2 separate regions of the Homo sapiens genome follow, and region 1 is linked to region 2. The links are chromatin contacts, found by Hi-C or POLR2A ChIA-PET in ENCODE. All regions are on one chromosome and are shown on one strand. The core of a region is the stretch at or near the end of the contact, and the rest is flanking DNA. Distances in the headings are between cores, read along the strand shown.

Region 1 (2,970 bases), core at 10-2,509, 6.1 Mb after region 2:
TAAAATTGAGTTGAATTATATACATATGCATCTTTTCAACATTTTGTTGTCCCATGTTTAAAAAAATTGCATATTATTATGAATCTCTACATATACGACATTTTAACATTTATATTCAATAGACATTTATATTCTGCAAGTCTCCTGATTCTCTGTCTTTCCTCATTTCCATTTCACTTGCTTGGAAATACTTCATTCTTCATGTCCAGCAATTAAATTGTGTGAATTCCTCACAAGGTTCCCTAAATCACTTCCTTTACATGCCGGAAAATGCTGATTAAATAGAAGACAAGTACTTAAAATCCTATCTTAAATAAAATATCTTCATTTCCTTGACCAAAATGAAATTAAAACTGCATGTAAACAATATCACCACCACAAAATAATATCTCATGTAACCATTCTATTCCTTAGAATATTTACATGACAAAGCCCTGAGTTCCTTTAAAACACAGCTGAATGGCTTCAGCTAGCTAGAGCCCTCCTCCTTCCCTTCCACCCACCATTGTCTCTTATTTCTGCTATCTGTGAAACAGTTCTGAGTTCAAAGATAGAGAAAAAGTGCAGAAATACAAATCACTTAAAATTATAAATAAAATATGTTAAACCTAAGTTTGACTGAAAATAGTCTAAATTTTGTTGTGCATGTTAACTAAATCCACGTGTTATCTTCCTTGATTTCACAAAGCTAGGTACTCTCAAGGAATCTTATGGTTTACATAACCGATATGGTACATGAAGAATTCTAGACTCTGTACTGAAAGGGAAGAGAAGGACAAAAAGAAAAAATGGGAAGAAAAAAAAGACCTGAACGTCTGTGTGTAGATAGGCAAATAAGAACTGAAACTGTTTGCCATCCGCACTTTGAAAGTCACACTATGTGTCAAGTTTGTCAAGTCGAGTGAAAGAAGGAGTGATGTGCTTCTCCACTTTCCTGAAGAACCACGTAGAAAATGTGGCAAATATTTAATTTAAGCCTTGTTTCCTGAAAGACTGCAAGATGCCCACAAATTTTCTTTCCCAGAGTTCAAAATAGCAAGCTGAGTGGGTGTAAGCACTTTAAGTGAAAAAAAAAAAGTAACTAAGGAAAAGGAAATCGTACTTTCTGCTTCTTAGTATAAGATTTTTTTTTAAAGGCCATTTAAAGAGATATTAGTGATTAGGATCTGGTGGTTGTCTTGAATCAGAATACAAATACAGTCCTGGTGACCTCAGACAGAGCCCCCTGGCCACATTTAAACATGATTCATTCTGTGTAAAGATGAAACTGACAACATCGTAGTTACAGTAAGAGCAAGCTGTTGTCTGCTACGATCAGATACCTAAATCACAACAGGAAAACACTTGCACGAAGGGAAAGCTGAATGTCTATAGGGCCTCTACCCTTTCCCAAGAGAGGGACCTTCCTCAGCAGTGCTTTATAATATTTTCACATGTAGATGAGTCACCAGGGGAGCTTGTTAAAAATATGGGTTCTGATTCCGAAAGTCTACGTGGAACCCCAAAGTTCCCAGGTGATAAGTTCGCTGGTCTACACTTTGAGAAGCAAGACTGTAGTCTGTAACAATAGTTTCCTAATAGCCAGACACCAGAAATCACAATCAACCAATTAAGAACACTTACTAGTTACCTGTGCCAGTTGTTATAATAAAGTACATAACAGGTGACTGAGCTAATACAGAAAAAAAGTATGTTTTAAAAAAATAAAAGCTAAATGTGTGAAAAAGACTCTAAGGATAATAGGAGTTGAGAACAGGAAGAGTTCTGTGGGGACTAGAGTGGTCGCAAATGGCTTCATAGAGCAAGCTGGACGTGTGCAGCCCCAAGTTAAGGGAAGGGGTGGATGTAGAGAAAGAAAGAGCAGGCCACCACTAAGGGCAATTCTAGAAGGGAGAGCCTAGAGTTCCCACAAGAGAAAGCTACGGTGAGCCTGCTTTGTGGTTATAGATATTATCATTGGAAGCTTTTAATCAGAATTCACTTTGAACCAGGTGAAAGGAAACTCTGGCCTTGTTTAAAATTTGTCGGTTTGGAAATTATAATTCTATTCCAGGACAGGAAAGAATGGGTAGTTTTGCCTTAGTCTTATGCAAATTTTCTCCATTGGCAGCAGCAATAGTGTTATGAATGACATTTTAGGTTTGAGCCTGGGAGCACAAAATTACCATTTTTGTACATATATTTATGCATATGTATGCCTTTGGTTAACATATGTCTTTAATGATTAAGACTTTCAGAGCATTAGAATCATAACTTTTCACTACAATAGATTTAATAATCTTCTGTTACTTCGAGTACTTGAATTTTACTTTTATTATAAAAAGAATTTTTTTCTCCTGTAACATACTTTCGGATGGCACATACCCACACAACACCCTCAACTCCAGCAATATTCTTCCATTCTTCTCTTTCCTCCCACACTGGCTGACAATGGGAAGAAAACATATCCAGAAACAGAATGAAATTATTAATGAATTATACCTTATGTGTTTTTTTTAATCTTAAAAGAGTTTTTCCTACCAACCCACAATACGTTGGGTATTGCACAATGGATTCAACAGAAAAGCAACTGAGGATTCCACAGGTCAATACAAACATAAACATTCAATCTCTAAACTTTTTTTTTTTAATGAAGAGAATTGCAGAGGGATGAGCATACTTGCAAGCTGCAAGAAGGAAGTATTTGAAAGAGAAACCTAATATTTTAGCTCTCCTAAGTCAGGTCAGTAATCTCACTGAGTTCTATTTCCATCTTTTCATCTTGGGAACTATGAAATTCGTCATCTTATTGTAAGCATTAAGAAATGGTACTTGGAAGACTTACAAATCTTATGTTTCACATTAATGTTAAATGCCATGACTATGGTTTAGCCACAGTTACTGTCCGAGGTATGTTTCTCTCCTACCAAACTTCACTATGCTTCCTGTTCTTAGTAAGGAAGTCAGAATTTAGGCAATGAATTACGGCAA
Region 2 (2,700 bases), core at 7-2,506:
GCAAAGTGCTGGGATTACCACACCCAGCCTCTCCTTTAAGAATTTGAAAATGTATGCAGATAAAGCACTTGGTACCTAGCACATAGTGAATACTCAATAAGAAGCAGATAATATGTACAAGATAAATGAGCACAGTTTAGACATCATTAGCCTTTTTAAGGAACTACTTCAATCAAATGCCAATAACACTCCTAGACAAAGGCTAGCTTAAAACAATAAGCCAGTTTATTTGTCCCGGACATATGTGTGGTAAGATTAGCTTTATCTCTTTCTCTCAAATGTAAGTTTGCTTCATTTAAAAATACTTCCCTAGGAAAGAATGGGCACAAAATTAAACCACCAGATACTAGCAGGAGCAAGAGCAAAAAAATGTAGAAAGTAAAAAATCTCCAACATAATAGGGCCTGCTTAAATAAACTTAATCTATCTAGGTGATCTAGGTGTGGCAGCTCACACCTATAATCCCAACCCTTTGGGAGGCCAAGGTGGGAGAATCGCTTGAACCCAGGAGTTCAAGACCAGCCTGGGCAACATGGCAAAACCCCATCTCTACAAAAAAGAGAAAAATTAGCTGGGTGAGGTAGCATGCATCTGTAGTCCCAGCTACTCAGGAGGCTGAGGAGGGAGGATCACTTGAACGCAGGAGGTCATGGCTGCAGTGAGCTGTGATCACGACACTGCATTCCAGCCTGGGTGAGAGAGCGAGATCCTGTCTAAATAAATAAATAAATACATACATACATAAACTTAACCCAAAGAAAAATGAAAAGAGCTAAATAAAATAATTCCTTCATCAAATGCTAATATGGGTTGCAAATAGCAGCAAATCAAAATGTCTAATTAAAAATGAGTTACAACATTTTATGATGTACTAATTAAAGGGGTAAATCTGGAGGAAAATTAAGGAGGGGCTTAAGGATTGCTCCAGGTAAAGGATTGCTCTAGGATAAAAAAACAGACTTAGGACAAGTAGGGGCAAATCTCTTAGAACTGTTTCAGAGTATTCTGGAAAGGGATATACCTGTCAATCACCAGCACAATGCCTGGCATGTAGTAGGTATGTTTGCTCAATGAAGTTCTGCAGATTTCTCAAAGAAAGCCACACATGCTTTAAATACTCAGAATGCAAAATACTACTGACTTTTTTGCATGAAATATGGGTTAGAGATACTCATATAACAATTGCTAAGTCATTAGTAATATGGTTAAGGATTCTAGAGCTCAATGTCCCAAGGTTGGCTCAGATTTGGGAACTGGAAGACAGAGCTGAGAAAAAGCCACATGAAGCTAGCTGGAAGTTTCACAAAGGAAATGGATGATGGCAAGCTCAGCATGCGATTCACTGAACTGTGGGATGCTTTTCAAAGAATCACACAGTGTAAAATCACTTGGCCTTGCAAAAAGCATTTTAGGCAAACTTCTTTGGATGGAGGAAATGCCTTTATAGCAGTAAGCTCCTATTACTGGAGAGAATGACATCGAGACAGGTTGAATTTTGTAGACAAACATAGTAAGTTTCTCCTCCTTTTCTCCCATCTTAGTTTAAATCATACCCTAGTGAAAGAGGAAGGCAACTATTTGGGTATACTCAGAATTTCTCAGAGCACTTTCAAGTAGGAAGTGTACTTTTAGTTGGGAGACTGGTGGGCACCATGAAGCTCCCAAAAGTGACAAAGCATGGAGGCTTGACCATACCTTATGCAATCTCCCTTCTCCACGTCGGCGCTAATGACTTCCTATTAACACAGTCTCCTCCGCTACAACCATGACTGAAACTCAGAACTCAGTGTGAACTTTTTTCCTACTCGTGTCATCAAATTTCTACAGTGAATTCTCGATAAACCTCCCAATTTGACAAGTAATTGATGCATACTAACCAAACATATAAAAGTCTTTCACAAATAAAAGCTACTTAAAATGTTTGGATGACAAACCGGTATCCCTGAAATGCTGATGTTAAAATGAAACATTCAGTAAACAAGGGAGGTACCTTCAGTGACTGCAGAGAGTCCGAGTTAGTATCACAGTAGAGGATGATGTTGTTGGCCATGCTGAAACTTTCTCTCACCCCAAGGTGGTAAAACAAGGACGGCTGCCGGAAGGCATCGCTCATCTCCACCACCGCAATATCTGCAAACAGAAAACAAAGTCCCCCAAAGAATGACACCCAAATAATGCCCAATCAGCACATTTTGGTTTGAATTATCTTAGTATTCAAAAGAGGAAATAAGGAAACGATAGGGATTTTCTCTCTTCATTTATCACTGAATTTTGAATTTGCAGCTCTACCTGGAAGTGGTTTTATAAAATGTAACAAACCTCCTTTTTCTGTTTTTAAGAGACAAGGTCTTGCTCTGTCACCCAGACTGGAGTACAGTGACATGATCATGGCTGACTGCAGCCTTGAACTCCTAGGCTCAAATGATCCTCCCACCTCAGTCTCCCTAGTAACTGGGACTACAGGCATGTGGCATCACGCCCAGCTAATTAAAAAATTTTTTTAGAGACAGGGTCTTCCTATGTTTCCCAGGTTGAACTCAAACTCCCGGCCTCAAATAATCCTCCTGCCTCGGCTTTCCAAAATGCTGGGATTACAGGTGTGAGCCACCATGCCTGGCCCAAACCTGCATTTTTTTTAAAGAAGAAGGAGATCATGTGATTACTGGAAACCGAGGAGAATTTGCAACGGTGGGAAGCAGG

What was found. A loop is a pair of places that touch in the nucleus more often than their neighbours do. ChIA-PET counts read pairs that join two places held with the same protein, here RNA polymerase II (POLR2A).
Region 1: a loop to region 2 is called in a map with no recorded cell type, with 34 times the contacts of the local background. The contact joins two enhancer-like sites. A Hi-C loop is called at or near these places in 1 of 37 single-sample maps with no recorded cell type. POLR2A ChIA-PET finds 5 or more read pairs at or near these places in 1 of 52 experiments (AG04450).

What each region holds. Positions count from the first base shown.
Region 1 is chr6:142,841,677-142,844,646 of GRCh38, forward strand. All of the region lies in intron 1 of HIVEP2 (HIVEP zinc finger 2), which reads right to left. Among named protein-coding and RNA genes, the nearest start is that of HIVEP2, 100 kb to the right of the region's middle. RefSeq lists an enhancer at 1,530-1,819. Within about 2 kb of position 1,260, at least 12 of the 41 ENCODE cell types and tissues checked have a DNase peak (open chromatin) inside an H3K27ac peak, as active enhancers do.
Region 2 is chr6:136,718,460-136,721,159 of GRCh38, forward strand. It overlaps MAP3K5 (mitogen-activated protein kinase kinase kinase 5), which reads right to left. Exons shown (of 30, transcript NM_005923.4): 2 at 1,991-2,130. Among named protein-coding and RNA genes, the nearest start is that of MAP3K5-AS2, 64 kb to the right of the region's middle. Within about 2 kb of position 1,257, at least 5 of the 41 ENCODE cell types and tissues checked have a DNase peak (open chromatin) inside an H3K27ac peak, as active enhancers do.